Regions from separate parts of the Homo sapiens genome. Here regions 2, 3, 4, 5, 6 and 7 are each linked to region 1. A link is a contact called in ENCODE Hi-C or POLR2A ChIA-PET data. All regions are on one chromosome and are shown on one strand. Each heading gives the region's core, a stretch centred on a gene start or an enhancer-like site at or near the end of the contact. The rest is flanking DNA. Distances are from core to core; before and after follow the strand shown. Region 1 overlaps FOXP1 (forkhead box P1). Region 2 overlaps FOXP1 (forkhead box P1). Region 3 overlaps FOXP1 (forkhead box P1). Region 4 overlaps FOXP1 (forkhead box P1). Region 5 overlaps FOXP1 (forkhead box P1). Region 6 overlaps FOXP1 (forkhead box P1). Region 7 overlaps FOXP1 (forkhead box P1).

Region 1 (2,600 bases), core at 54-2,553:
GTAAGTTCTCCACTTAGGTACCAAATCTCTTGTCACTAAACTGAGGAAGCATCCCAGTGACCTAGAACTCCCTAAATATCCTCTCTTTCCGTGATGTGTTGGATTCAAACCTCAGTCTCCACAGGTTTGCTGATGGTAACTGCTGGTCATTCCTAGAATAATGTGTCAATTCAAAATTAGCAATATAATTTGACAGGGGCTTCTGCAAAGAGGTTTCTGGACACCTCCCCCGCCCCCCACCCGCCCCACCATGATATTGATTTGATTCCACCACATTCTTGGAATTGGTTACTGGAAGATCGGGAGCTGCATAGTCATACACATTCTTCGATTTAATATAGTTATTCATTTTAGCTGTAATGAATTAATCTGGCAACAGTTTTGGACTAGCCCAGAAGGCACTCCTCCTTCCTCTTTACTTACTGCTTATTAAAATCTTGCCGATGAATAGCAGGTAAATACGTTTCAGGATGTGAAGATTGAAAATTGTCACTTTATACTCCTTTGACTGTTTTTTTTTTTTTTTAAAAACATTGAGCATGATGGTAACCATTTTTTAATCTCAAAACAAATCTTTAATCTATGGTATAAGGCTGAGAAAGACCTGTAAGAGAACAAGACAAGTTTACTTAATCTTGACAGCCCTGGGTGTAATCTCACTCTGCTTGTGACAAGTCAGACTGTAAGATTTATAACTCCTTAATCAAATGTCTAGAAGTCTCAGGAAATGTTATCATAGGACTTCCTTTCACATGACTTACTGAGAACTCAATAGACCGTTAGATAAGCTCTAGACTAAGCTGGACCTTAGAATAATTTCAAATTGACTAATAGTTTTCTGGGGGGTTTCTTTGGCGGGAGAGTGTTTTCAATTTGTTTTGACAAGTGTATGTTTACAGACTCATTATATCAGAGGGCTCTGTTGCTTCCAATAGGAAGACACGGTAATTTTTGATGCCCTGTGGTCGTGGTCTTCACGTAAACGCTATTTGTGTTCCGAATCTTAGAGTTGTGTGGGAAGGGGATCCGAGGAGACATGAGGATCATAAAAGCTGCCCGATGTCACCATGGTCGCGTGCCTGTGGGGCTGTAAAGGCAGACTTAGACAAGAGCAGGGGACTGCAGTGGGCTCTGAGCCACTGTGTGTCAGTGGAAGGATGACTAAGAGTGTGAGAACCACTGCATCGCTAGAACCGCACCAGCCTTCTCATGTGGTCCAGGAGGCCCGGCACCGCCATTACCACGAAGACCAAAATGACTCTCCCCACCCACAGCCAAACCAGAGTCGTCCTGTGCGCTCTGCCCTGTCATCAGAGGGGACTGTCAGCTGCCGTCTGACATCCTGCGTGCTTTGGCTCTTACCCCAGTCTGACCAGTGTGACTGTACAGGATCCCTCTTCTTGGCCGGTGAACAGCGCACTTAGTGCCCTTGCAGGGAGCCTGAGAACGAGCAAGGTAGTGCGTGCGGGGAGTGAGCAAAAGAGAGACTCAGCGAGACAGGATGTGAGATGGAGGTGGAGAGCAAGACTGCGAGAGGAAAATGACAAGCAGAGAGAAAGGGATACTAAGAGGAAGATGGCAAACTGAAAGGGAAAGAGACTGTGTGACAGGGTGAGACAGAGTGAAAGAGATTGAGCCAGAATGAGATGCAGAAGGGGGTAGGGAGGGAGTGAGAGGGAGAGAGACAGGAGAGAGAGAGAGAGAGAGAGAACCCCGGGAAGCAATAGGGACCCCCAGAGTAGACCCTGCCATCACTTGTGCCTGGAAGAGGCTCTTGCATAGGTGACGGGCATTTTCAGGATGGCTGCCGGGTGGAGTTGAGCAGTGAGGCTGGCAGGAGTCACATCTGGGCCTGAGGCAAGTAGCCCAAACTGAAAAGGCAATGCTCTGATGTCAGCCTCATCCATCTAGGCTTAGAACAAGGATCTGTACTTTGAAGAATCCCAGCCTCCCCTGCAAGAAAGAGCCCAAGATTGTTACCATTTCAGACCTCAAGAGCCAAAGCAAGACACACCAGTTCCTAACCAGAGGGACTTGAGTTAGCTCTAGGAAATGGGAAGATTCAATTGATGTAATTTCAACTTCTTTTCCTCAGAGGCGTCCAGCAGCACAGGCTGCCAAAAAAGTGCCCATGCCCTTGATGTCTAAGCAAAGTGACTGTAAAAATAGAAGTAGTGTCTCAGAAGTTTTTTCTCTGCCCCTGTCTCTCCTGAATCTGAACCAGGCTGTTTAAAACTTGGCATCACTCAGCTTGCAAAGCTACCATTTGTTTCTAGAAAGTGAAAGTTTTTTTTGGTAAGCCCTCTGAAACTCAGTGTTGCCTAAATATCTGAAGACATGATTTTTCTCAGTCCGTCTTGGGCCCCCGTGCCCAGTCTCTCTTTGCTGCACCCGTTCTTCCTCTGCACTAATATGTCCTCATATCCAGCTCCTTTCCATAGATGTGATTGGGTTTCTGTTCATGTCTCCACTGTTCAAAAGATTTGTTTCCTCCACCATTAGTATTTGAGGGAGAACTCCCAAAACCTAGGGAGGGGAAAGCAAGTGGGCAGAGAACTAGAAATGAGATGAGAAAAATCGCTAGCTATTTCTGGCAAGGA
Region 2 (2,600 bases), core at 50-2,549, 240 kb after region 1:
TTTTATAAAGACTGGACCCTGCGTGGACGTATGTAGTATGTGTAAGTTGACCAGAGCAGCCCTAAGCTCTAGCTCTCAGGTACATAGAGCCGAAAAGCAGTTCTTACATTTAGAATGGCCACATTTCTTGTTATTTTAAAAGATTCTATTCTTTTCTATGGAAAGAAAAGCAAAAACAAACAATAGTAAACTGCCCTAATGAAAATGATTGATATTCTTTTGTTCCAGACTCAGTAAACATTCTCAAAGTAAACACCCAAATGTCTTGCTTGGAGGTTAATTTCTCCGTGCTTACTCTGTGGAGAATTTGCCAAGATACTTCATTTGGGGGAGGGAGTGAAAAACTAAGAGGACAAAACAAAAACAAAAAGAAACATGTCTGTGATATGATGACTTTATTAAATTACTACGGATTTCTTAAAAAGACTTTTCACACTCTGTCATTATGTCAGGAAAACACTGTAAATCGTATTTTATAATACTGAGTACATGAGAAGAACGCTTTGCTTTAGGGTATTCCTGCACATCAGAGAACAACTTCTGCTCCTGGAGAAACCACATTCTTTTAGATTTGGTGGGCACGTAATTACAGTGTAGGTGGTATATTCTTCTTGACGAAAATCTTATAAAGCACTTACAGGAACTTGGATATTTGTAATGAAATATAGTATTAGATTTTCATTTTTATACATTTTCTTTTCCTCTAACCATAGCCATTAGGACTGTTTTGAAAGAGTTTTTAGCTCCTATAAAAACAAAGTGCCCCCCCGAAAAGAAAGGGTCTTTTAACTCTTCAAGGATCATTTGGGCTGCCTGGGTCCTTGCTTTAGAGTTGGAGAAATAATATTAAGCAGTCATAAAAAGGGATTCTTAGGCACAATACACAAAAGCTGTTTTATATACTGTTTTTCATTAAGTGCCCCACCCCCACCAACCTTTCAACTAGAATTTTTTTGTTTTTGCTTTTAGTATCCCTGCCAGTACCACCACCTTCTAAGTAAGTCATAACCTTCCACGAGTTCGCTTCTCTAAAACAGGGCCAGGCTGAGATGGTAAAGGAAAGGAAAGGAAAGGCTTGTAACAAAGGCTGCCACCCATTGTCCTGCCCTCCGCACGGCCTGGTAACGTCCCTCCAGCCTCAGAAAGGCCGTCTCTGAACTCAGTGATTCATGCCCAGAAATGACACTGCCATGCAGTTAAAGCAGGACTTGAGCTGGCTCAGGCCAGTAAAACAAGAGCAGAAAAACAAGTTCTGTGAGCCCGAAAGTCCCTACTACGCAGTTGTGTCCCTTGGTGTTTGGGTTTCAGGTTTGTCTTTTGTTCTCAGAATCTGTTTTCATGTGAGGCAAGAGCACAAACAAAAATAAAAATGAGTTCTTATGGGAATACTTACAAGTCTGTTTCTGTCAGGGGTTTACATCAGCAGTTTATTTTTTTAATGTGAGTGACTCATCATCTTTAAACAGGAGGGGAGATTACTGTTAAAAACTAAAGAAAGATTAATTAATTAAAAAAAAAAAGGGACTAAGCAGAATAGTGGGTAGCCAACCAAGTTTGAATAGTTTCGATGGCTAAAAGAAAAGCTGATGCCTGAGAGTACAAATAAATTTAAAAAATAAAACCCTACAGCAATTTTAAATGACATAAGAATTTAACTTTTGGCCAGAGTTTCAAAGAGATTATCTTTGCTGAAATCATCACATGATGGAAACTTGCCATGTAGAAAATATCAGAGTTACTGACTTTTCTAAACATAGCAACTTCTTTTAAATAGAAAAGGAACACAATAAGAAAAATAGGCTTTCCATCAGGAAAAGAAACCCTCCCAGTCCATTCCCTTCCTGCCCCATGCCCCAGAAAAAATTATCTTTTAAAACCTGAACTGCAATCAGAAACACAAAGCACATATGCTTTCATTTCTAATTGATGATTACATTAAGATTTAATAGTTTACAATTAAGATGAATATTTCAAGATTACAGCAAAAACACACACCATTCCCCATTTGCTCTTCTGTTCTAAGTCTGTAATTAATTTTTTTTGGGGGGGCACTCTTTTTTCAAAGAGGCCTTAATTAAGAGAGCAGGTTTGGTTTGAACACAGAGCCTGCTTTGAGTCTTTCTTCTCCATTCTTTCTCTCTCAACCTTCCCTTTCGAAGATGGTTTCTCCTCCAGACAAGCATGTGATCATCAAACAGAAGTTTAAAAGTTAAGAAACTTCTGTACCAGTTGACAAGGTTGACATTTCATTAACTTGTTGGTTCAGCCTTCAAATGATTTTGTGTGGCAAAGCACCCTGTGTTTGGAGTGTACAGCTTTTTCTTCTTCCTTCCCTCACGGGCTAGTCATGTTTAATTTGGAATCTGGGCTCCTTTGGCAAATTAGCAATTAGAACAATTTTGTGGGAATATGTATATGTGTCATTAGTTTTCCTGCAAATTAATAGCAAGGGCAGAGGTCAGGCAGAAATTTTCCACTTGACTGCAGCTCCTCTATTGAGACTTGGCACTTGGTTTTGGAATGGCCACAGCTGCTCTCAGCCACCCTCTTCCTCTAGGAACTGTCTTTTAATTAGTTTACCTCATAGCCATCATTACAAA
Region 3 (2,600 bases), core at 58-2,557, 230 kb before region 1:
CCAGCTAACTTTTTGTATTTTTAGTAGAGTCGGGGTTTCACCATGTTGCTGAGGCTAGTCTCGAACTCCTGACCTTAAGCAATCTGCCTGCCTCAGCCTCCCAAAGTGCTGGAATTACAGGTGTGAGCCACCATGCTTGGCCTCCTTGACAAGTTCGGAGGTCTGAGAATGACAATCACAGAGAGGAGAGGCTTTCCTGCCAAGGTTTAAGTCATTTGCTGGCCTTGCAGGCAGGCACCTTCCATGTGAAAATGCACATTTGGTTGATTGATGGGGCGTAGGAGGTGGTTTTATACATGGTGCTGTCTTTGGCATAGCATTGGTTTTCGAGAGAAGACCTGGGGTGACCAGCCTGCTAGGCCAAGTTCAGCAGTAAACTCAAGTCAGCAATATATATGTGGCGGTCCTTAATCTGGACCAGATGAAGCTACATCACACACAAATAAAAAACATGTTGAAGGCGGTGGCTGGTTTGAATTTTCCTTCATCGGATGACTAGAATACAATGGAGTTACACGGAATTTCTTCTGAGTCAAGTCCAGATTTCTAACATAGATGCAATGATTTCCCTCTCACATCTTCACTGATTTTTAAATTCTACGGAGGTTTTGGCTGAAGACACCTGGTGAAATTTCAGCTTTACACGAATGGGTTCTCACTTATTTTATTCTGTCTTAGAAAGTTGAACGGCGACTGGAGCTTACCAAGAAGGAGAACTTTATCTGTGTAGTTGGCCCATCATGGATACGTGATTCTGTGAGGCTGAGTGTACCTCTGAAAAGCCTAGTGCACTCCAGAAGGCAGGTGGAAGGTGTTGTTTGAAGTGAACCCTATTTTATTTTTCTCAAGAAATTCTTGAGCTGATTCTGTGACATGAACATCTAAACAGAGTAACCAGATTCCAACTGCATGACTCGAATAGGTTTACACATTTTTCTTCTGTCCCGCCTTTCAAACAAAATGGTAAATAACTTCATTTCCAGGCCAGTTTAGCATTCCCATTTTTTACCCTGATGAGTCTCATTTTAATGAGCAATTTGCTTTATCCAGTAGTGCATTAGTGAAGTGTTTCCTGATTTTATGCGGCAAGTGTTTATGTGCAGTCCTGTAAGGCCTTCCTCTTGGTGAATTCCTTTCTCTACTAGTGAACTATTTAAGGCAGACAATATCAACACCAGGTAGTGATAGTTCCAGTTTTATGGGACGTCCTTGTTAGCATTCAGGTATCCTTGATTCTCCCCTCTGCCTAAAGGGAGTGTCAGTTCTTCTGGGGAGGGTTAAGTTCTCTCAGTGTTAATCACTCTTTCTTAGAATGCCAAGCCCTGCCAATCTTCTCTTGATGGGGTAACTTTACACTGTGATACCAGAGACCTGTGGTCCCTGTAAGCAGTTACCTTGTTTTCCTTCTTTTTTTTTTTTCTTCGATACAGAGTCTCGCTCTTTTTCCCAGGCTGGAGTGCAGTGGCGCGATCTTGGCTCACTGCACCCTTTGCCTCCCAGGTTCAAGCAGTTCTCTGCCTCAGCCTCCTGAGTAGCTGGGATTACAGGCGCCTGTCACCACGCCCTGCTAATTTTTGTTTTTTTAGTAGAGACGGGGTTTCATCATCTTGGCCAGGCTGGTCTTGAACTCCTGACCTTGTGATCCACCCGCTTCGGCCTCCCAAAGTGCTGGGATTACAGGCACGAGCCACCACGCCCGGCCTCTTGTTTTTCTTCTTTTTGATTTTTTGAGACAGGGTCTCATTCTGTCGCCCAGGCTGGAACACAGTGATACGATCATGGCTCATTTAAAACTGATGTCATAACCCTGCAGAATCTACCGTACACTTACTATGTTGCATGAGATCTCCTTGAACACTCGTTTCTGGGTAATTCGTCGATCTGTGTTTTTAGACGTGATGTTAGTTTGACTTTTTACACGGAATGAGAATAAGATCATCAACCCACTTTATTCTAATATGAAACAAAAGCCATTGTGACTGAAATGGAGAGTTCTGTGTGACTCACACCACCATATAATATGCTTTGTACACAGAGTTCCAAAGAGATTTATAACTTTTAGGCACCATTTTATTATAGCTCGTACTGATGAAACTCAAGAATGGACAAAGTCTTTTTAACTTCCCCAAGATAAAACTCAAACCTCTCTCTACAACCAAACAAACAAAAACGTCTAAGAATTTAGGTTTCAGTCACAAATTCCTAGATGATATTGCCCATCTCTTTATTGTAAAACTGTACCGGTTGTTTTTTTCCCTTCAGCTTGTCAGAGCTATTCCCGACAGTCAAAGGCACCACCATCAGACAGTTCTAAGAAGGGAATTTGGCTTAATTCTCCACATTGTTCTTTCAGCTAGATACGGTGTACAATCAAATTTTGCTAAGCTTACATGGTTGCCACTCAGAATGATGAATTCTCTCAGCTACCAGTGTATAATGTAAGACTCTTATTTTCCCTTTCTTTGTTTTAGGTTAGAAAAATTAGGCCAGGCGCGGTAGCTCACGCTTGTAATCCCAGCACTTTGGGAGGCCAAGGCAGGCAGATTGCCTGAGCTCAGGAGTTTATGACCAGCCTGGGCAACACGGTAAAACCCCGTGTA
Region 4 (2,600 bases), core at 67-2,566, 220 kb before region 1:
GCTCATTTTTATTTTCCAGAACCTTTGGGAGGCAGTATATTCCATGGTTAAAATGTGGACTTCAGCATCAGCCCCATTCCGGTTCAGGCAAAACACTGCTGAGCTGCCATTTACATTGCTGGAGATGTGTGTGGCACTCGTTTCAGTTGTGCAGTACACCTCCTTCCCAGCTGTTCACAGCAGCCCTGATTTAGGCAAAACTGAGTTTGAATTCCTGCTTTTGCCACTTACGGTTTGTGAAGCAGCCTGTGTTTCTGTAGCCCTCCCACACTTGGCCTCCTCATTGGTAAAATGGGGGTTATGGCTCTTCCCTCACAGGTACCATGGAGAACACTAAGGACTAAAGGTATGTTGAAGCTATTTATGTCATGCCTGCCACGTGGTCTGCACTCCAGAAGTACTTGCTATTGCTGTTATTGAAATGAAAGATCTCCCTTGCACATCTTCCCCTGCCCGGCCACATTGTGCACTTTGAAAAGGATATCCTTCACATTCGTTTTCCAGAAAATTGAGGTCACTGACTTATTTCCTTCTTGAACCCTCTACCCTCCAGTCCCCATGGCCATCCCCACTCCCCCCAATCCCTTGGGTTAAGTCACAGCAGAGGCATGTACAGAGCATCCCTCGCAAACATCAGTTGCCTTTCTGTCTGCAGCAGGCCTGTTTGATTTTGGCTTCTTATCTGATGTAGGGAAGAAGCCGCACTCCTCTGAGCCTTGGGTAGGCCAGTTGTGGGCTGGCCCGTAATAATACAATTATGAAGGTTAACAGGAAAAAGTGGGGTCCAGGAGCAATTCCAGGCAGCTGGCAGGCCTGCTGAATTGGAAGCGCCCCACCAATGAAAACTGCAGCAAGAAGCAAATTAAACCTCCTATCTGCCATCTCACTCTCTTTTCTCCCCTTTCCTGTTTGGACTTGAAAGGCGATTGGAGCCAGGGCCCTGACAGTTGACGGAAGTGCTGCAAGGAGAGAGTATTTATTTACAGTGAGTCGTGGTGATGCTTGTTCAGGATGCGGTTTCTTGCAGGAAGTTCTGTCCCCACCCCCGGGTTTGATCATTTCTCCAAAAAAAAAAAAAAAATCCTTGATTGTTTGAGGCCTCCTCTCTGACTTGGAGCAACATTGTAGAACCTGTCTGTACTTGGAGGGTTTGCTGAGTGCACCTTTGTAGGAGGGCCTGGAGTGGGACGAGAGGCAGCCAGTGGGCCTGGCTCCCTCCAGATGTGTTCAGGCGCAGCAAAAATCATTAGGCATTGAAAATAGGGAAGTAGGCCGAGTACACGTGTGGTAAGCTGTGGTTGGCGCAGGCCAGTCTGTTCGTTAACAGAAACCAGTGCCAATTGACGTTGATGTACTAGGCGTTTGAGAGAGAAATCACTTTGAGGCAAAGTCAGTAGCTATAGTGCATAGGGAGTGAGTATTTAGGTAGAAACCAGTTGGGCTGGGGCTGGCTGGTGAAGCCCCTCTGAAGGAGGCTGAGTGCCAAGCTGCTGGTCCAAAATGTGGGGTGCTTTTTGCCTTTGGGGGTCTCATAGAATATTGGGAGAGAAGGGTAAAAGGGGAAATAGTATTCTGTTGAAGAGGTTATTTTGGTATATTCTTGGATCATCATAAGGCCACCCTACAATACTATAGAATTTTCTCATCAGCTGAGAAATAGCCTCCATTCTTTATTTAAAAGTATATACAAGTGAGAAAAAAATGACAAAAGGATACAAAATGAGACTCAGCTCCCTTCTTTAGTTTCAGAAATCCCTAGAGCAGGTCACTTGGCAGCTTGCTAGGGATGCAGGTTCTGGGGCCCTGTTGGAGGGAGAGTGGCAGAATCAGAAAATCTGGCATGAGGGCTGGCAGTCTGTGTTTTAACCAGCCCTATAGGCGATTCTGATGGTCATGACTGTTGAGAAGCATGGAGAGAAGGCAGTGGCTTTCCAACTCGAGTGTGCATCAGGGTCACCTGGAGGGCTTGTTAGACCGACAGACGTGAACCCAGAGTTACGGTTAGATAGGCGGAATACGTGCCCATGTCCTGTTCACAGTAGGGCGACTGTCATTAACAATAAAGTATTGTATATTTCAAAAGAGCTAGAAGAAAGTATTTTGAATGTTCTCATTACAAAGAAATGATGAATGTTCGAGGTGATGGATAAGCTAATTACTCTGATTTTATCATGACACCAAATATACATGTATCAAAACATCACACAGTACCCCATGAATACATACAATTATTGTGTGTCAGTTAAAAACAAAATAAGGGCCGGGCGTGGTGGCTCACGCCTGTGATTCCAGCACTTTGGGAGGCCGAGGCGGGTGGATCACCTGAGGTCAGGAGTTCAAGACCAGTCTGGCCAATATGGTGAAACCCCATCTCTACCAGAAATACAAAAAAATTAGCCAGGTGTGGTGGTACATGCCTGTAATCCCAACTACTCAGGAGGCTGAGGAAGGAGAACCTCTTGAACCCAGGAGGCAGAGGTTGCAGTTAGCTGAGATCGCGCCACTGCACTCCAGCCCAGCCTGGGTGACAGAGCGAGACTATGTCTCAAAAAAATAAAAAAAAAATAAAAAAAGATTTAAATAAAAACTGCAGGTGCTGG
Region 5 (2,600 bases), core at 27-2,526, 200 kb before region 1:
GTGTGGTGGAAATATCACAAATTTAGAGTCAGGAGAACCAGACATGGAATCCTCTTTACCTGGCTGTGGGCACTGGGCAAAGCACTTGTTTCCTCATTGGTAACATTGCAAGGTTATGGTGGGGATTACAAATGAGATAGGGAAGGCGCCCTACCCAGTGCTTGCAACATCGCCAGAGCTTGCAAAAGATGGACATTATCCTAATTATGACTTGAAAGCCCAAATTGGGATTTATGATCTTCCCTGTTTGACTGCAGAGGAGGTGATGCCTCTGTTTGCCTGGTCGCCAAAATCATTGTCCCTTCCTTCTTGCTGCTGGTGAGACTATGGTTAAAGGACCATCCTTCAGCGCAGTTCTTTGTTACTTATTGAAAAAGGTTGGCATTCTGGCAGAAATGTTAGCATTAGAAATGTTTCTAAGCCAGGCCTGACAGCTTGGGCCTATAATCCAGCGACTTGGGAGGCTGAGGCGGGAAGACCACTTGAAGCCAAGAATTCCAGATAAACCTGGGCAGCATAAGGAGACCTTGTCTCTAAAAAATAAATATGTACATAAAATAAGTAAGAAATAAAAATAGAAATATATTTCTGCTGGTGCATCTTTATGGACTTGCGGGTATATTTAGGGCCATTCATGAAATCATGTGACCTAAGACAAGCTGATTAAATACAACTGAAGATGTCTCAGGCTCAGCTAGATCACACATAGAATGGGCGGGGCGGCGGGGGAGCATAATAGCACTTCCCTGCCAGGGTTGCTGAAGGGCTCAGTGAGGTGGGAGATACAGTGTGCCTGGGATGCAGATAACGTGACTGAGAAATCCACACAGGCCAGCCTGGGAGGCCCCTGTGTTGGCCCCATGGCCAGCTACCTCTCTAATTCTGGTTCTATGGCCTATGATTCTTTGTCAGGTCTGCTTTGTACCCCTGGTAGAACCATGTCTGAGCATGCCAGCCAGCAGGGGGATGCTCTTTGTGTGAGGAGAAGCTGGTCTAATCCCGGATATCCTATAAAGTTGAGCAGTTTGCGAGGGGAGACAGAGGACACGCCTTTAGGACTAATGTGTTTTTCCTTGGCAGAAGTCCAAGGTGAACCTCTGTCTTTGCCAAAGGAACACCGCTTCAGGGCCTGTGACTAGGATGTTCTGAGTGGCTGGGTTGGTCTTGGGAGTGGGAGCCTGGAGCCTTCTCACTTTGGATGCACGCTTGGTCTTGCTCTGCGATGCGCTTGGCAAGTTGCCACAATTCTTATGTCTCTCTCTGCTTCCTCATCTGTGAAATGGGCTTAATAGCACCTAGGGAAGGAAGAACTTGTAGGTGCTGTGTGGATTCATAAATTCACCCTCAGTGAGAGCTTTGAAGATGTGAAATTGTCTCTGGGGACTTGGAGGTGTTCTAAACCTGTTGAACCAGAGACATTGGCATCTTACTGGGTTGCCTGTAGCAGCTGGAGAGTTGGAGGCCTCAGATATTGGGCTGGGTGTTGGGCTTCAGGCAGCTCTTTCCTGGCTCCTGAATGAGTTTTAGTTTTCTCCAAGGAAATCTTGACTTGTCTTAGCTTACACATGGGGGTTTGTATTGGAGTTTTGGTTTGTGTTTTCTCCATATGAAAGAAGGGGTGTGTGAGTGTGTGTGTGTGTGCGCGCTTGTGTGTGTGTGTACCCAGAAATGGTAGGTAACTCTTACTGAGATGAAAGAATTTCAAGGCTTACACAGCCAAGAGAGAGGGCATTCACCCCTTTTTTTCTTCCATTGGTTAAGTTTGTCCCCTAGATCCTTCTCTGAAGTGTGGGAGCTGTACAGCACTACCAGTGAGTTCCTTCTCTGTTTAATTGGAAGGACTTGTTGCAGCTTGGGCGATTATTCTTTTTGGCTTTCTTTTCGATTATTTCCCCACACTTCAGATTCATTTGAAACAAGTTTTCAGCCTTGTTCAGGTGGAAACCTGTTTTCAGTTGTGGGCTCTCCTGACCTCACTGGAAGGGTGAGAAGAGAGGTGAGGACGTGGGGGAGGGACCCCATGCCCTCACTGCTCAAAGTGTGGTCCTCAAACGAGCAGCCGCGGCATCACCTGAGTTCTTATTAGAAATGCAGGGTCTCAGGCCCCACCCCAGACCGACTGAATCAGTCTTTTGCCAAGATGGCCAGGTGATTCACGTGCATTTAGGTTTAAGGAGCACTAGAACATTTTGGATTGTATGTAGTTTTTCTAATAGGAGTGAAAAGGGGGAGGGTTGTTGGTTGAGAAGTTCGTGTTTATGCTGATGCTGTTGCATGCTTCTCTCTTCTGAAGTGCCTGCATTATCACTCCCCTTGACTTCTAACTTCCTTACGTGTTGTCCTTGACTTGTGTTAGAAAGCTGTGAAGTGTGACTGAAACTAGCGGGTGAGTTAATGTTTCCTGTTCCACATCACACCATTAAGATGTCGCAGTGCTTGAAAGTAAAAGATGTTCAGCATCCCAATTGCGGGGTGACTGCAGACTGTCTTAAAAAGTTGGGCTGGGTTGTTTGAAAATTTCAAAAGGAAGCATCTCCTAAAATGATAAAATAGGAAACCAAGGCCACGTCAAGAGGGGATCAAATTATGACTTGCCTTCT
Region 6 (2,600 bases), core at 38-2,537, 180 kb after region 1:
AAGTGAATGCAGTTGTTTGTAAAGTATAGTTATTAGCCAGAACATGTAAGCTCTGAAAGGGCTTGGATAGTCCTTTTAGTTGTAAAAGTCTCTCTGATCTTTTGAATCATACTCAGAATTAGGAACACTGATCTTGTTCTTTTCTTGAAGAAACTTTTCTTTTTTTTTTGCTACAGTTTGGGAAGGGTTAGTTTTCCTTTTATAATTGTTAGCCATAATGTGGCTAAGACCTCCACCTCGATACGATTGCTAGCAGATTAAGGATATTAGATAATTTCCTTCTATTTATTGTACTACTGCACTGTATTATCTTTCTATCACTCAGATAATTACTGAGGAAATCTACATTAATTTTTTTGGCTGAAGCAAGGCCTGCTAAACACAGGAATGATGTATTGATGTTTTACACAACAAAAGTTTTCCTCCTGTCATTGTCCAATCAACAAAAAGATATTTATCATATCGTAAAGCCCCTTCTTTTCAAGAACAAAGCAGATGGGGGAAGCAGGACAAGCCACCAGACCTGGGAGTTTCTGAGACTAAAGCCATGTTAAGGCATCTGAAGCTTAGACTGTCGTTCATGTTAAACTCACAGTCGAGTACGATGTTGTTTGCTAAATTATGAATGTGTGTAATTAAAATCTAGTGGCTGTTTCTGTGAAAGATTTACAATGTTATTTCATCGTTTGTCATGGCTAATTAACAATATTAGATGAAGTTTTTCTTCTTCAAAGGTCTGATTTTTTCTCATTTATTTATGTCAGAAGTGATAAACAGAGTAGTTAAAAGCTTCTGCCGGTGCAGGCAGGGAGGGAGGCAACTTGTTCTTTTACACCTCAAAGGTTCGGGGTTCAGACCCCTTCAGACTAGAGTGATGCAGTCTTCTCTCTAGTGTGCATAATTAAAAATTTCAAAGTCTAAAAGTTTACATCTTGATGACAAAACTCAGACCTTTCAAACTGGGGGGAAAGCTGGCTTGATGGACGAATTATGTGTTTATGGGAGCGGGCAGTAGAAAGATAACACGCTCATCTCCCCACCCCTCCTCAGAGGAGGTATGCTTTGTCCCTTTTAAACCTTGACACGGAGCCCTCCACTGAGCTCCAGTGACCATTCTCAGCATTTGATGATGATGGTGAGTTTTGAAGTGTCCATACTTTTAACCTTCCTTGGGAAGTGGCCATCTCATTTTTTCTTCCTGATTTCTTACAGCAACAGCAGGTGGCTACCCAGCAGTTGGCTTTTCAGCAGCAGCTTTTACAGATGCAGCAGTTACAGCAGCAGCACCTCCTGTCTTTGCAGCGCCAAGGCCTTCTGACAATTCAGCCCGGGCAGCCTGCCCTTCCCCTTCAACCTCTTGCTCAAGGTATGCGTTGATTTTACAGAAGGCATAGCTCTGTGAAGACTTTGGGTGGAGGTGGTGGGTTGTCTCTTGGTATATTTGTTAAGGACATTGTCCATCAAAACATGCACATAGATTCTTTTAAGAAAAGTGGAGTGGGATAATGATGGACCCATGTAGAAGGTGAAATGCTTGTTGATGCCAAAATGAAGTCTCAGGGTGGTCTGAAGGCTTAGCTGTAACAGAGCAATCCCACTGTTGGACACTCTTGGAGTAAGAGAATGAGGCGCTACTTTTCACTTACTGAGCATTTTAATGGACTCTTGCAGTGTTTCTGTTTGGAACCACAAAGGAATTTTCCTGAGGGCTTTTATTATTCATTTAAGACATTTTATACCATGTAACATGTGCTATTTTAAATCTTAGTAATGCTTTATAAATGCCATGTTTTAATATCTAGGGATAAATTCAGGTTTATTTTTCTGTAAACGATAGAAATCAACCACTTTCTCTTATAAAAAGGAAAACTTTGTTTAGTTTCCTTTTTTTTTCTTTTTGCATTCATCTGTTGATTTTTGAGCAAATTAGTTCTACACTCATCAGAACAGGTACCACTTCCATCTCCAGTTCCTCAACAACTGAGATCACATGAAAAGTAAGATTTTATACATTTAGTAAATTTCTTTTACAAAGCCCACTGACATTTTATCCCAAGGGTGATGGACATCAGAAACAAATGGGAACTCTAGGTGTTTTTAGGACATCCTCTTGGTTTAAGCAACTCTGACTTTCACATATGTAATGTGAAAGCAGATGGATTATTCAGAACTAGAAAGGAAGGTGGGAGGGAAGGAGGAAGGGATGTCAAGAGGGAGGGAGGGCGGACAGGCAGGCAGGAAGGAAAGAGAAAGTAGAAAGTGCCATGCCTGTGTTTTGAAACACAATTCCTCCATCTATGCATGGTAGGGCAGATTTGAGTTGCCTCCTCAAGGGCAGCAGTTCTTTGAACTCTAGTAGATTTGGATGTTGGTTTATATGTACCTTAAAGGCTGATAGCTAAAGCCACTGCTGTCTTGGATTCAGTTGCCTTCTAAAGAAGGTTAAAAATGTGGAAACTCCTTCGTGTTGCTTAAAGCATGGCCATTTGTTTGGTAACTTTTGGTGTCAAGTGAAGTCAGGGAAGCATGTCTGCATTTGAATCTTTTCCCTTGAGTCCACCACACCCAACTTCTGTCCCTTATGAGGCTGATTTTGTTTT
Region 7 (2,600 bases), core at 34-2,533, 130 kb before region 1:
AGCCTTATCCAATGATGCCTGCTTACATCCTATTAGCCACCCCTAACTGTAAGGGTGTCTGGGAAATGCATCCTTAGACTTGAACAATTTGATGTCCCAGGTAAATTCTGGGTTCTAGTACTAAGAAAAGGTGAATGCTTACTGAGCAACCATTATGGTTACTTTTACGAAATCATGCTGTCAATTTTGCTTACATGTTTAATTTTTATTTATTTTCAATGAATGCCTTCTGTTGACTGTGCCTTGTTTGAATTTTACATGTTAGAATTTTAGCCTGTTTAATTCTCAGCAGAGATACAGCTCAGTAAATATTTTAAGACCACAATATTCTTACTGAAAGTGCCATGGCAAATCTGAGAAATACATTTCTTTATTAAGAGAGCTATAAAGCAAAATTTAAACTCTCGAATATGCTAGTCTAGTGGGTTTTCCTTCCTGTGGATGTAAGATTTCATTAAGGCTTGAGTACTAGCATGAGGTCTTAGTGGCACGCACTCACACCCAATTCTGTTCCCCCTATATGGGCAGGGGACATTGCTGACAGCTTTGCATTGTCCCTCTGTTCTTATGTAGACTCAAGGACGGGACAGAACTCTCCATCCTACCTTTCTGTGATTTGTTGCTCCCTGTATCTCTGCTGAAAGCTTACCGTGGGAGTGGGGTGCACGGGACAAGTAAGCCACTCCTGTCCAAATTTTCTGTCCCAAATTGGCCTGTACATGATTCTTGTGAGCCACTTTTTATCCCATAAAATGAATAGAATGAGACTTCCCTATGCTTTGTATTAATAATATATTCTCTGCCTATACTGGCCTGTGACGAGTAGTCATAAAACTTAGGGTAATGGATGCATTCGCAGAAACTCCTTGGATGCCTCCTGTGGATACAGGATAGCAGCATGGTTAAGAGTGTCTGCTTTGAAGTTAGATTGGCTTAGACTCAGATTCCACCTTTTCCACTTCCTGGCTGAACAACCCTAGGCAAGTTACTTAACCTTTCTGTGCCACGGCCTCCTTATCTGGAAAAGGGGATAAAAATAGAAGCCAGCTCACTCTGAAGAGTTAGAGAGGTGATGCTTGTAAAGAGCTTAGCACGGATCCTGGTACATCATAAATGCCAGCATTGTACTAGGCACCCCAGGTGATACAGTGGAAATCTCTGTCTCTGACAAGCTTGTACCATCCTGTTGCTGGTTCACTGGTCGTTGTTTTACTGATAGATGACGCATGTTTCGCAGTCCATTGCTCCTCACCTGGTATTCCCTTGTAAATGCAAGTACAGCCTTGGGAGCTTGTCCTGCTGCACATCTGCAAGGACACGTGCAGCTATGTATACAGCTGCTGTAGCCCTGTTAGCAGAGCTTAGGTCTCTGGATCCTGTTTTGAGGATTTCCCCTGAGAAGCATACAGTTCTTTTTTTATTCCTTTTTTTTTTTTTTTTTTTTTGACTTAGTCAGACAATGGTCCTGCCTCGCAAGCAGAATTCACTAACTGCTTTCAAGTTGGTATTGCTGATGATAATCTGAAACTGTAGGGTTTCGCTCGTGCAGGCTGATGTTACATGATGTCGATCTTCTGCCACCTCATCCTCCATCCCTGCCTCTGTGCTGACTCGGCAAAGCAGGTCCTAGTCCCCCACAGATCCTCTTGGGAATGGCCCTCAAAGGACTGTGTCATCTGCACACAGAAGCTGCCACAGGTCCGTGGCAAAGAATGTCAGCAGTACTCATGGATGACCCAGTTGGTGACTTGTACCCAGATTGAAAAACAGTGCCAACCACGTGACCCTGGCTGTCTCTTGAGTTTTTGAGCCCTGTTAGGTGAGACGGGTAAGAGTCACACCACCTATAATAACAAACCTGCAGTGATAATTCATTAACATTGACACCATATCACAGAACTGATGGTTTTGGGGCAACAGACCCCAGCCTATAGTAGTACTTATCAGGGGTCTGCCTGACATAGGCTTTGCTTCCATCATGTTCACTGTGTGGAGATAGTGGCTTGAAGATCTGGCGTGTTCAAAAGACTCTTGGAAACTTCGAGCTTTTGCCGCGTGGTTTCCAATATTTTATTTAAACCCCATTACTCTTCTCAGATGTCATAAAATCTCCCTTGCCTCTGAATTACGGGATACCTTCCATGCCTCCCAGGACTCACTCCTTCTCATCCCTTAGTGTTCAGTTCAAAAATCAACCCCTTAAACATGCCTTTGCTGACCACCTACGTGAAAGGGGACAGCCCCTTTATTATTTTTCTTGATCCAAACCTCTTGTTTGTTCCATATGTTACAGCCCTGTCCCTTCATGAATTCACCTGTTTATCAGGTAATAAGCAAGAAGTAGGTCGTATTCAGTGTGGCTTCTCCATGGCTAGCAGTGCCTAACATATGGTAGGTATGCATGCAGTCGGTATTTGTTGAATCAGTCAGAGTCTGGGGATTTCCCTGTGAATTTCTGTATTTTTATGGCACCTAAGAGGACTGTATCTGGTTGAGGGAGAAAGAGAAGGAACAAAGCTACACACATCACCTTTATTGTAGGAATAAAATACTGCCCTTGGGTTTTCTCTGGAAAGTTCCCACTATGTACTGCATACTCT

What was found. Hi-C counts contacts between places; a loop is a spot of excess contacts on that map. ChIA-PET counts read pairs that join two places held with the same protein, here RNA polymerase II (POLR2A). Pooled maps may share reads with other maps.
Region 2: a loop to region 1 is called in a pooled map, with 4 times the contacts of the local background. The contact joins two enhancer-like sites. A Hi-C loop is called at or near these places in 1 of 168 maps with a recorded cell type or tissue (dorsolateral prefrontal cortex) and 6 of 50 pooled maps. POLR2A ChIA-PET finds 5 or more read pairs at or near these places in 1 of 52 experiments (A673).
Region 3: a pooled map shows a loop between it and region 1 (3-fold over the local background). The contact joins two enhancer-like sites. A Hi-C loop is called at or near these places in 4 of 50 pooled maps. POLR2A ChIA-PET finds 5 or more read pairs at or near these places in 4 of 52 experiments (T-cell, activated CD4-positive, alpha-beta T cell, activated naive CD4-positive, alpha-beta T cell and 1 more).
Region 4: a map of endothelial cell of umbilical vein shows a loop between it and region 1 (14-fold over the local background). The contact joins two enhancer-like sites. A Hi-C loop is called at or near these places in 2 of 168 maps with a recorded cell type or tissue (endothelial cell of umbilical vein and naive thymus-derived CD4-positive, alpha-beta T cell), 2 of 37 single-sample maps with no recorded cell type and 10 of 50 pooled maps. POLR2A ChIA-PET finds 5 or more read pairs at or near these places in 5 of 52 experiments (CD4-positive, alpha-beta T cell, activated CD4-positive, alpha-beta T cell, activated CD8-positive, alpha-beta T cell and 2 more).
Region 5: a map of natural killer cell shows a loop between it and region 1 (6-fold over the local background). The contact joins two enhancer-like sites. A Hi-C loop is called at or near these places in 1 of 168 maps with a recorded cell type or tissue (natural killer cell), 10 of 37 single-sample maps with no recorded cell type and 11 of 50 pooled maps. POLR2A ChIA-PET finds 5 or more read pairs at or near these places in 4 of 52 experiments (CD4-positive, alpha-beta T cell, Panc1, activated CD4-positive, alpha-beta T cell and 1 more).
Region 6: a pooled map shows a loop between it and region 1 (2.6-fold over the local background). The contact joins two enhancer-like sites. A Hi-C loop is called at or near these places in 7 of 50 pooled maps. POLR2A ChIA-PET finds 5 or more read pairs at or near these places in 5 of 52 experiments (activated B cell, activated CD4-positive, alpha-beta T cell, activated CD4-positive, alpha-beta memory T cell and 2 more).
Region 7: a loop to region 1 is called in a pooled map, with 6 times the contacts of the local background. The contact joins two enhancer-like sites. A Hi-C loop is called at or near these places in 6 of 37 single-sample maps with no recorded cell type and 13 of 50 pooled maps. POLR2A ChIA-PET finds 5 or more read pairs at or near these places in 4 of 52 experiments (activated CD4-positive, alpha-beta memory T cell and activated T-cell).

What each region holds. Positions count from the first base shown.
Region 1 is chr3:71,225,659-71,228,258 of GRCh38, reverse strand. The region is part of intron 5 of FOXP1 (forkhead box P1); the gene reads left to right. Among named protein-coding and RNA genes, the nearest start is that of FOXP1-AS1, 63 kb to the left of the region's middle. RefSeq lists enhancers at 1-98, 1,292-1,792. Within about 2 kb of position 1,303, at least 19 of the 41 ENCODE cell types and tissues checked have a DNase peak (open chromatin) inside an H3K27ac peak, as active enhancers do; they include CD4-positive, alpha-beta T cell and natural killer cell, where a contact is called at or near this core.
Region 2 is chr3:70,981,615-70,984,214 of GRCh38, reverse strand. The region is part of intron 14 of FOXP1 (forkhead box P1); the gene reads left to right. Among named protein-coding and RNA genes, the nearest start is that of FOXP1-AS1, 310 kb to the left of the region's middle. Within about 2 kb of position 1,299, at least 23 of the 41 ENCODE cell types and tissues checked have a DNase peak (open chromatin) inside an H3K27ac peak, as active enhancers do.
Region 3 is chr3:71,460,623-71,463,222 of GRCh38, reverse strand. All of the region lies in intron 3 of FOXP1 (forkhead box P1), which reads left to right. Among named protein-coding and RNA genes, the nearest start is that of MIR1284, 80 kb to the left of the region's middle. Within about 2 kb of position 1,307, at least 2 of the 41 ENCODE cell types and tissues checked have a DNase peak (open chromatin) inside an H3K27ac peak, as active enhancers do.
Region 4 is chr3:71,442,852-71,445,451 of GRCh38, reverse strand. The region is part of intron 3 of FOXP1 (forkhead box P1); the gene reads left to right. Among named protein-coding and RNA genes, the nearest start is that of MIR1284, 98 kb to the left of the region's middle. RefSeq lists enhancers at 947-1,086, 1,477-1,586. Within about 2 kb of position 1,316, at least 27 of the 41 ENCODE cell types and tissues checked have a DNase peak (open chromatin) inside an H3K27ac peak, as active enhancers do; they include CD4-positive, alpha-beta T cell, where a contact is called at or near this core.
Region 5 is chr3:71,421,912-71,424,511 of GRCh38, reverse strand. The region is part of intron 3 of FOXP1 (forkhead box P1); the gene reads left to right. Among named protein-coding and RNA genes, the nearest start is that of MIR1284, 120 kb to the left of the region's middle. RefSeq lists an enhancer at 2,463-2,512. Within about 2 kb of position 1,276, at least 8 of the 41 ENCODE cell types and tissues checked have a DNase peak (open chromatin) inside an H3K27ac peak, as active enhancers do; they include CD4-positive, alpha-beta T cell and natural killer cell, where a contact is called at or near this core.
Region 6 is chr3:71,045,708-71,048,307 of GRCh38, reverse strand. FOXP1 (forkhead box P1) reads left to right here. Exons shown (of 21, transcript NM_001349338.3): 10 at 1,213-1,366. Among named protein-coding and RNA genes, the nearest start is that of FOXP1-AS1, 240 kb to the left of the region's middle. Within about 2 kb of position 1,287, at least 4 of the 41 ENCODE cell types and tissues checked have a DNase peak (open chromatin) inside an H3K27ac peak, as active enhancers do.
Region 7 is chr3:71,355,059-71,357,658 of GRCh38, reverse strand. All of the region lies in intron 4 of FOXP1 (forkhead box P1), which reads left to right. Among named protein-coding and RNA genes, the nearest start is that of FOXP1-AS1, 67 kb to the right of the region's middle. Within about 2 kb of position 1,283, at least 2 of the 41 ENCODE cell types and tissues checked have a DNase peak (open chromatin) inside an H3K27ac peak, as active enhancers do.